2 separate regions of the Homo sapiens genome follow, and region 1 is linked to region 2. The links are chromatin contacts, found by Hi-C or POLR2A ChIA-PET in ENCODE. All regions are on one chromosome and are shown on one strand. The core of a region is the stretch at or near the end of the contact, and the rest is flanking DNA. Distances in the headings are between cores, read along the strand shown.

The links. Hi-C counts contacts between places; a loop is a spot of excess contacts on that map. ChIA-PET counts read pairs that join two places held with the same protein, here RNA polymerase II (POLR2A).
Region 1: POLR2A ChIA-PET joins it to region 2 with 13 read pairs in Panc1. The contact joins two enhancer-like sites. A Hi-C loop is called at or near these places in 1 of 168 maps with a recorded cell type or tissue (MCF 10A). POLR2A ChIA-PET finds 5 or more read pairs at or near these places in 3 of 52 experiments (HepG2, Panc1 and activated naive CD4-positive, alpha-beta T cell).

The regions. Positions count from the first base shown.
Region 1 is chr12:26,995,491-27,000,433 of GRCh38, forward strand. TM7SF3 (transmembrane 7 superfamily member 3) reads right to left here. Exons shown (of 12, transcript NM_016551.3): 3 at 4,036-4,186; 4 at 1,252-1,372. Among named protein-coding and RNA genes, the nearest start is that of TM7SF3, 16 kb to the right of the region's middle. Within about 2 kb of position 2,406, at least 3 of the 41 ENCODE cell types and tissues checked have a DNase peak (open chromatin) inside an H3K27ac peak, as active enhancers do.
Region 2 is chr12:26,844,989-26,849,386 of GRCh38, forward strand. No RefSeq gene overlaps it. Among named protein-coding and RNA genes, the nearest start is that of ITPR2, 14 kb to the left of the region's middle. RefSeq lists a silencer at 88-382. Within about 2 kb of position 1,568, at least 3 of the 41 ENCODE cell types and tissues checked have a DNase peak (open chromatin) inside an H3K27ac peak, as active enhancers do.

The DNA.
Region 1 (4,943 bases), core at 1,156-3,655, 150 kb after region 2:
AAACACTTGCAACAATAATTACAATTTAACAGTTCACCTTTTGCAGTGGCAACAATTGGTATTCTGAAGAAAAGTAATGCACTGTTATGGACTGAATGTTTGTGTCTCCCCAAAATTAATATGCTGAGACCCTCACTCCCAGTGTGATGATATTAGGAGGTGGGACCTTTGGAAGGTAATTAGGTCATGAAGGTGAAGCCCTAATGAATCGAATTACTGCCCTCATAAAGGAGATCCCAGAGAGCCCTCTAGCCTTCTTTCTGTCATGTGTGGACACAATGACAACCCAGCAGTCTGTAACCTGGACGAGAACCTTCACCAGAACTCAACTGTGCTGGCATCCTGATCGTGGACTTCTACCCTCTAGAACCATGAGAAAGAAGTTTATAAGCCACCCAGTCTGTGCTACTTTGTTACAGCACCACAAACTAAGACAAACACCAACAGGCAAAGGTGATTACATAACTGGATTCTGATATCAGTCAGGCCTAGAGTAAAATACTACAGCTCTGGGGAGGCAAAAAAATTTTTTTTAAAAAAAAGCTGGGTGCAGTGGCTTATGCCTGTAATCCCAGCACTTTGGGAGGCTGAAGCAGGAGGATTGCTTGAGCTAAGAAGTTCAAGACCAGCCAGGGCAACATAGAAAGACCTCATCTTTGATTTAAAAAAAAAAAAAAGAAGAAGAATATAGCAGATTTGTCATTTGTTAGCAAGTAGGGTAACCTCCATAACCCCTAGGGAAACTTTCTGTAAAATAACAGCAATTGCCCTTCTTCATAAAATTGTTAGGATTAAATGGCAAAGAACATAACAACACTCAGCACCACGGACAATGCACAGGAAGCATTCAAGTGTTCTCAAATGTTAGCTATCATTACTATTAAAGCAGAAACTGAGGCACAGCTTTAATTAAAACAATGAATCTTTATAAAAATAAAAGGATGTTTCAGGGCTACTGAGTGCTATCTATATTTAAAGTGCTTTATAAAAACCAGGATGTATTTTCAAGCTCATAATAGACTCACATCTGGCTCTTCAAATAAAAAGAGTTCACAAGAATGAAGTGGGAAAATATTAACTGTAAATGACAGTCCAAATATTAATAGTGAAGTTTAAATTACATCAATTCCCCCCAAAAATTAACTCAATTTTACTACAGAGAATTAGGGACTTGAGAGAGCTGGTCAAATCTACACAACTGTCGTCATGTATATTCTAAAAGCATTTCTCAGACATGGGAGACAGACGTACCTCGCATAGCCTAGGTTTGCTGGGGCAAACTTGATAGTCGTTTCAAAGAAATTATACTCCAAGTAAATGTTGGGATCAATATCTAAATCGAACTCCAAATTACAGCCTCCAGGGACAGGATCTGGATAAGAAATAGGGAAGTTACTAAACAAACAATTCCTACATATCCAAATCATACTCAGAAAAACAGAACTCTATCTACTCTTACAAAAACTTCCCAAATAGAAGTTAAATATAAACGTAGAGCTTCTAGTCGTATACTATTTCATGAACTGAGGTTAAAGAGGGTAGAGTTAACTGAGGTTCAGGGCCCTAGAGCAGGGCAGAGCCAAAATTTTCTGTAAAAGGCCTAATAGTATTTTAGGCTTTGTCAGTCTGATGGTCTCTGCAGTAACTACCCACCCCAGTCCTTGTGGCAGGAAAGCAGCCACAGGCAATACGTACAGGAAGAGGCATAGCTGTGTTTCAGTAAAACTTTATGTACAAAAACAGGCAGCAAGCTGGATCTGGCTCATGGTCTGTAGTTTGCCAACCTTTCCTCTAGAGTTAAAAAGATCGGCTATTGGTTGACTACTTCTGGCCAGGTTTGGAATGCAGATACACAGTGTGTATATATGTTTCAATATCATGTTGGAATCTTCCTCCAAATTCTATGCTCTTCTTTCATACTCTCCTTTTTCTGCACTTATGGATCTTTACCACACCACAAATGGTATGTATGCCAGCTGAAGCTCCTCTGTTCATAATTTTTCTTTGTACACTGTCCTTGACGCAAGCCTTAATTAAGTCTATGGTTTCTTATCAGGTAATTAGCCTTTTGTTATAGCTAACATTTCCTATCTTCTACTCCAGTAATCTTCTGGATTCTCCCTCCTTTCCTAACTAGCGCTCCCTCTCCTTCCCTTTACCCCCAAGCTTTAAGAGTAGTCTAAATTTATTCACCTCACCTTCACTCCTCCATCCCTGTTGTGCCACTAAAGTGACTCTCATAAAGGGCCACCGCTGACTCCTACTTGCTCTAGCATACGGACACTTTCAGTCAGTTCTCTTGACCTCTCCGTAGACTGTAACTTACCACTTCCTTTTTTTTTTTTTTTTTTTTGAGACGGAGTCTTGCTCTATCACCCAAGCTGGAGTGAAGTGGCGCAATCTCAGCTCACTGCAACCTCTGCCCACCGGGTTCAAGCAATTCTCCTGCCGCAGCCTCCTGAGTACCTGGGATTGTAGGCACCTGCCACCACACCTGACTAATTTTTGTATTTTTAGTAGAGATAGAGTTTCGCCATGTTGGCCAGGCTAGTCTCAAACTCCCGATTATATAAATTATACCTGCAACCTGCTTCGGCCTCCCAAAGTGCTGGGATTACAGGTGTGAGCCACCGTGCCCGGCCTGCTCCCTTTTAAAGGCAGAAACTCCAGGCTTTCTTCCTACCTTCTTGACTACTCCACAGTGTTGTGCTTATTCCTCAGGAGTTATTATCCACCAGAAACAGTGCCTGACACATAGTAGGCACTAGTAAAGTATTTGCTATGATTTTTTTGCCCTAAATATCCAAGTACATGCCTGGATAATCTCACTCACTGCCACAGCTTTTATTAACAGCTATTTAGTTGGGAATCTAATCTCACCCCTCCACTCCAGGCCCTTATTTAAATTATGTACTCTGCATTTCCATCCAAATGTCCTACAAGCATCTCAGACTGTGTCCCAAACTGAAGTCATCACCTACTCCGTCCCACCTCCCAAAACATCCAGCACCACCATAACCCTGTTCCTACACCTATTTTGTATCACTATTTCCCTGCTGCCCAAATAGGAAACCTATGCTTCCCTCTTATACTCCATAACCACCAGTCATTGTGTTGTATCAATTCCACCTTCTGGATATCTCAAATCCTGCTCCTCTTCTCCATCCCGCCTCTCATGGCCTCTGTTCAGATCCTCATTTCTCATTTTGTGCTGAGTCCTGACTCTGCTGCGCCCTCTCCAATCCATCCCCACACTACTTCTAGAGTTAGCTTTCTAAGAGATGAAATGGACTACACCATTCCTCTGCTTAAAAACTCTATGCCTCCTTAGAACCTACCTCGAAATAAAGTACAAACCTCAAATTGTATGCAAGGCCCTCCACACTCCAGCTGCAGCCACACTCACAACGTGCCATTCTCCAAATCATTTTTCTTCATGACGTCGAGCTTACTGCTTCTGCTTAGAACAACTAAACTGTTAAGGACTATGTCTTGCCTTAACTATTACTGCTTCTCCAAGGGCTCCCTAAATGTTTTTCGAATGAATAAACATGTTCTCCTAGTCACTACCTGAGCTTTCAGTCATCGTGCTAATTCTCTTACTATAAAATATTTCTGATTATAGGCTGGGCGCAGTGGCTCATGCCTGCAATCCCAGCACTTTGGGAGGCTGAGGCGGGCGAATCACAAGGTCAGGAGTTCGAGACCAGCCTGGCCAACATGGTGAAACGCCATCTCTACTAAAAATACAAAAAATTAGCTGGGCCTGGTGGCGGGCGCCTGTAATCCCAGCTACTTGGGAGGCTGAGGCAGGAGAATCGCTTGAACCCGGGAGGCAGAGGTTGCAGTGAGCCGAGATCGCGCCACTACACTCCAGCCTGGGTGACAGTGCGAGACTCCATCTCAAAAAAAAAAAATCCGATTATATAAATTATACTTGCAACAAACAATCTCAATAGGATAATTTTCCTTAAAGTTTCATGAACACATTCCATATTCCAAAGAGTAAGAGGGAGGAGAAGACAGAAGGGTTACCTCTTTCTGAGTAGGAGAGTAGGATAGCCATATTCTGGACAGGCTGTATGCCTGAAGTCCCCAAGTACCAAGTGCATGTACTCTGCTCTGGTCTAAGGATGAAAACCAGTCCACTGGCAGTGCCTGTTTCCGAGGAATTGGAAAGGAGAGTCTGCAGTCCAGAAGAAACATTGTCATGAATAGGAAGTCGACCAAAACATAAATTACTGAGCTGATCCAGTGTGCATGTCCTATTCCAAATCTTCCCAAAACAAATAGAAAAAAAAAACCTTCCTTAAATAACCAGGGAATTCTTTTCATCTCTATGTTCACATGCCCACACATATACATGGAAAAAGCATTCTTGAAAAATATACGATTGTCTTAGTTAAGGCTGCTATAACAAAGTACCACAGGTAAGGTGGTTATAAACAACAGAAATTTATTTTCGCAATTCTAGAGTCTGGTGGTTCATGATAGCGGTGCCAACACAGTCGGGTTCTGATGAAAGCTGTCTTATAGGCTGAAGACTCCCAACTTCTTGTTGTATCCTCACATGACAGAGAAAGGGCAAGAAACATATCTGGGGTCCCTTTTATAAGGCCACTAATCCCATTCATGAGGGCTCTAAATGGGGGCCCATGACCTAATCACTTCCCAAAGACTCCACTTCCTAATATAACACACTGAGGATGAGTATTTCAACTGTGAATTTTGTGAAGACACAAACATTCTGTCTGTAAAAATAATCTTTGATCAGGAATAGCAGATGCACAGTGAAATTCCCAAGTGTTTCAATTAATTTGAATTAAGATTTACTATGTCAAATAATGTTTTATCTTAGTTTCTAAGACCACTAGGACAAAAACATGAGACCTGGCCCCAAGGAGTTCAGTTTTCGAGGTACCTTTTAAATTGTGTTATAACTG
Region 2 (4,398 bases), core at 318-2,817:
ATTATGTTTATCATAGTAATAATAATAAGCATGGAGAAGAAAATAAATATTGAACAGTAGCAAATTAGTGATTACACTGTAGCAGCTGCCAGGGAGTATAGTAAGCAATTCTTACTAAGAATATGTAATAATATGTAAAATGATTTATATGATGACTTTATTTTTATTTTTTTATTTTTTTTTATTTTTTTGAAACGAAGTTTTGCTCGTCGCCCCGGCTGGAGTGCAGTGGCACGGTCTTGACTCACTGCAACCTCCGCCCCCTGGAGGCCACAATTTCTCCATTCCCAGTTGTCCGGGATATTTTCTCCTAGAGTTGTTCCATAATTGCCTGTGTCTCTGATACTAGGGATTCTTAATATATGTCATATACTCAGCCTCCTGAGTAGCTGGGATTACAGGCACCCACCACCACGCCCAGCTAATTTTTGTATTTTTAGTAGAGACAGACAGGGTTTCACGTTAGCCAGGCTGGTCTCGAGCTCCTGACCTCAGGTGATCCACCCACCTCAGCCTCCCAAAGTGCTGGGATTAAAGGTGTGAGCCATCTCGCCCTGCCTATATGATGACTTTAAAAGCAAGATTGAATCACTAGGGAAAAAACAATAATCAACAAAAAATACTACTATAATAAAACTATGGTAATTTTTTCTCCTTTCTTCTTTTAGAGAGGATCTATTTTTTAAAGAAAAATATAAACTGTTCCACAATAAATGGCATTTGCTTTTAAGAAAAAAAAATTCCCCCCAAAATTATAAGGAAGGCTTTTTCCAGCAAAATCTGATAATGGCACAGTAGAGTGAGGGCAGAGCAGTAAAAGAGGGAATCATTAGTTTCCGCTGCGCAGAAGACATGATGGGAAATTCCCTCTCGGTGTTTTAATTGATCTTTTCCTATAGGTGCATATTTTTAAGAAAATGATTATCATGTTCTTTGTAATGAAATCATAAGGACAGCACATACAGCTTCGTGGCGTTTTAGCAATTCATTTTTCCTGGGCCAGTATCTCCTGGCATCTTTCAGAATATCTCAGAGGAAAAAAGTACATGTGGAAATTCAAGAAGCCAGTAGAATTTGAATCCACCCTTCCTGGCAGAAACAGATTTCTGAAGATTGGAATGTAGTTCTCCATGACAACCTTATCAGTGTCTGGTGTCTGCTTATTTCTGAGTACCATGTTCCAGGAAAGTGTTGCAACTAAACTTGTTACCATTTTTGCGGTAGCTATGAGCTCCCGGCTAAGCACAGATGTGGCCTCGCTCACCGTTACAATCTCTGCTTATCAAACTGGAGCAGGCTTTGCATTGAATAAAGCTTGCAATAAATGATACAGAGACACTGACAGAGAGGTAAGATGCTAAACTCTTTTCAATAGGAGCTTTTTAGAGATAAGTCAAATATATGGACCTAAACTTAGCTCCCCAAGCTCTTCCAAATCAGCTTCCATCTACTCTGAAGAATGTTCTAAGACAGGTGTGAATCTAATCCAGTATTTTTCCATTGAAATAGGTTTACACTAGAGAAAACTCGAAATTTTTTTCAAATAGTACGAATATACCCATCACAGCTGCTTCACACGGACTTTCATTTCCCTGAAATGATAGACACCTGCTCCATACGTCACTTCCTACCCATATTTGTATGTAAACTGAGATAACAGGACACCAGGTTTTGAATATGTGCTCACTTCCTTGAGACTATTTAAGCATCTGTATTGTGGAATTTCTGAAAGAAAGTGTAAATGGCAATGTGTGGAACTAAAGGGTAGGCAGGTAGATTAAGCAGTAGATTAAGCCAGCAGTAACTGTTCTGTTTGCTTCCGAAAAGCATGCTATTTTACCCACAGGCCACAGTTTCTCCATTCCCAGTTGTCCAGGATATTTTCTCCTAGAGTTGTTCCATAATTGCCTATGTCTCTGATACTAAGGATTCTTAATATATGTCATTCCTCCAACACACAGGCATACACACATCCATATAAAGTTCTATTATATTGGTTTTTCAGCAACTATATTAAAAATCTACATTGGGCCGGACGCGGTGGCTCACGCCTGTAATCCCAGCACTTTGGGAGGCCGAGGCGGGCGGATCACGAGGTCATGAGATCGAGACCATCGTGGCTAACACGGTGAAACCCTGTCTCTACTAAAAATAATAAAAAAAAAAATTAGCCGGGTGCAGTGGTGGGCGCCTGCAGTCCCAGCTACTCGGGAGACTGAGGCAGGAGAATGGCGTGAACGTGGGAGGCGGAGCTTGCAGTGAGCCGAGATAGCGCCACTGCAGTCAGGCCTGGGCGAAAGAGCGAGACTCTGTCTCAAAAAAAAAAAAAAAAAATTCTATATTAACTTTACTTTCACTCTTAAAGTTTAAAATTATCATCTGGTTGTTAGTCATTAGTATTTTCTTCTAACTTGATGTTTATCTAACTTTTTTTTTTCCTTATAGATTTTCTTCTTGTCAGCCTATTCTTCGACCAAAGATGAATATTTTGGGAGAGAGATCTCTTTCTCTCTACTCTCACCCTGCTAAGACACATCCCATCAATCCAAACAGCATCAGTCATCAGGCACCATTCATGGTTTTGGTTTGTTTTTTGTTTTTAAAAACAAGGTCTCACTCTGTTGCCCAGGCTGGAATGCAGTGGCCCAATCACAGTTCACTGCAGCCTTGAATTCCTGCGCTCAAGCGATCCTGTGCCTCAGCCTCCTGAGTAGCTGGGACTACGGGTGCACACCACTATTCCCAGCCATCGTGGTTGTTTCTATTGGGTTGGTGCAAAAGTTACTTTTAATAGCAAAACTGCAATAACTTTTGCACTAACCTAATAATATAGCTTTTGTCTAAGTCAGTGTTGCATTAGATGCTTTCACCTTAGTCCACTTTTTCTTTTTTTCTTTTCTTTTTTTTTTTTTTTTGAGACAGGGTCTCCCTCTGTTGCCAAGGCTGGTGTGATCAAGACTCACTGCAGTCTCAACCTCCTGGGCTCAAGCAATTCTCCTACCTCAGCTTCCTAAATAGCTGGGAACACGAGCATAACACCACCACACCCGACTAACTTTGTTTATTTTTTGTAGAGGCAGGGTCTCACCATGTTGCCCAGGCTGGTCTCAAGCTCCTGGGCTTGAGCAATCCTCCCACCTCAGCCTCCCAAAATGCTGGTACTATAAATGTAAGCCACCACGTCCAGCCTCCACTTCTTAATATTCACCCGTTTCTTCCCCCACACTAATAAAAATATCAGCTTTCATTTTTCTCTAAACTGGTGTGCACCATGACTGGGTCAACTTGTAGCCAATCAGGTACAGGATTTGGGGGGGAAAAAACTATGTTATCATCTGACAATGTTCTATTCATAAAGCAAGCAGATATGAACATTTTAATGCTTTAAAATGTAACTGGTCTGTGGTGGCTTACATCTGTAATCCCAAGCCTTGGGCAACATAGTGAAACCTTGTCTTTACAAAAAATAAACAAAATAAGCTTGGCATGGTGTTGCGCACCTATAGTCCCAGCTATTCAGGAGATCGCACCGCTGCACTCCAGCGTGAGGGATACAGCCAAACCCTGTCTCAAAAATAAATTGAATAATTAGTACCTGTTTATTGAAAGTTAATGGGATATACTGGCAGTCATTTTACTCATGCAGCAAATATTTATTGAGCAACTACTGTGTGGCAATCATTATGTTAAGTGGTAGTTATACATGATCCTGCAAGGAGTTGGACTTAACTATCCCTTATAAAACATCAGACCATTTTTGTAAGCCATGTAGAATGGTCTAAGGGGAAAAGGAAAAATTAATATTAATTTTTTATGAATTACACAGTCCAGTTACATCTTGTTTGATGATTGACATCTAAAATCAGAATTAAAGTAAAAACTGAATTAACTAAAGAACAAAACTTTTTTATTTTTTTTGAGAGTCTCACTTTTCATACAGGCTAGCATGCAGTGGTGCCATCACGGCTCACTGCAGCCTCAACATCCCTGGCTCAAGTGATCTTCCCACCACAGCCTCCTGAGTAGCTGGGACCACAGGTGTGCACCACCATGCCTGGCTATTTTTTTTATATATTTTGTAGAGACGGAGTCTAATTATGTTGCCCAGGCTGAAAAAATTACCTTTTAAGCATTAGAATCTCATCAAGAACCGTCAGGTACTCACACTCCCAAAGGCATGGTGCCTACTGAGACAAAATAGCAAATGAACAACTCCCTTCTCATGTTCTTTCCAGGAGCTAACCCTAGTGAGAAGCAGGCAAAATCTCCTCCACTACTAAAATGGTTATTTTCCTCTTTATTTTCTAAACAAAATGTTAAGCCGAATTAAACTGGACTGTGCTTCAACTTCACAATAAAAATTAAGCCCCTGAATTTCTTGAGCTGCCACATTCCAGT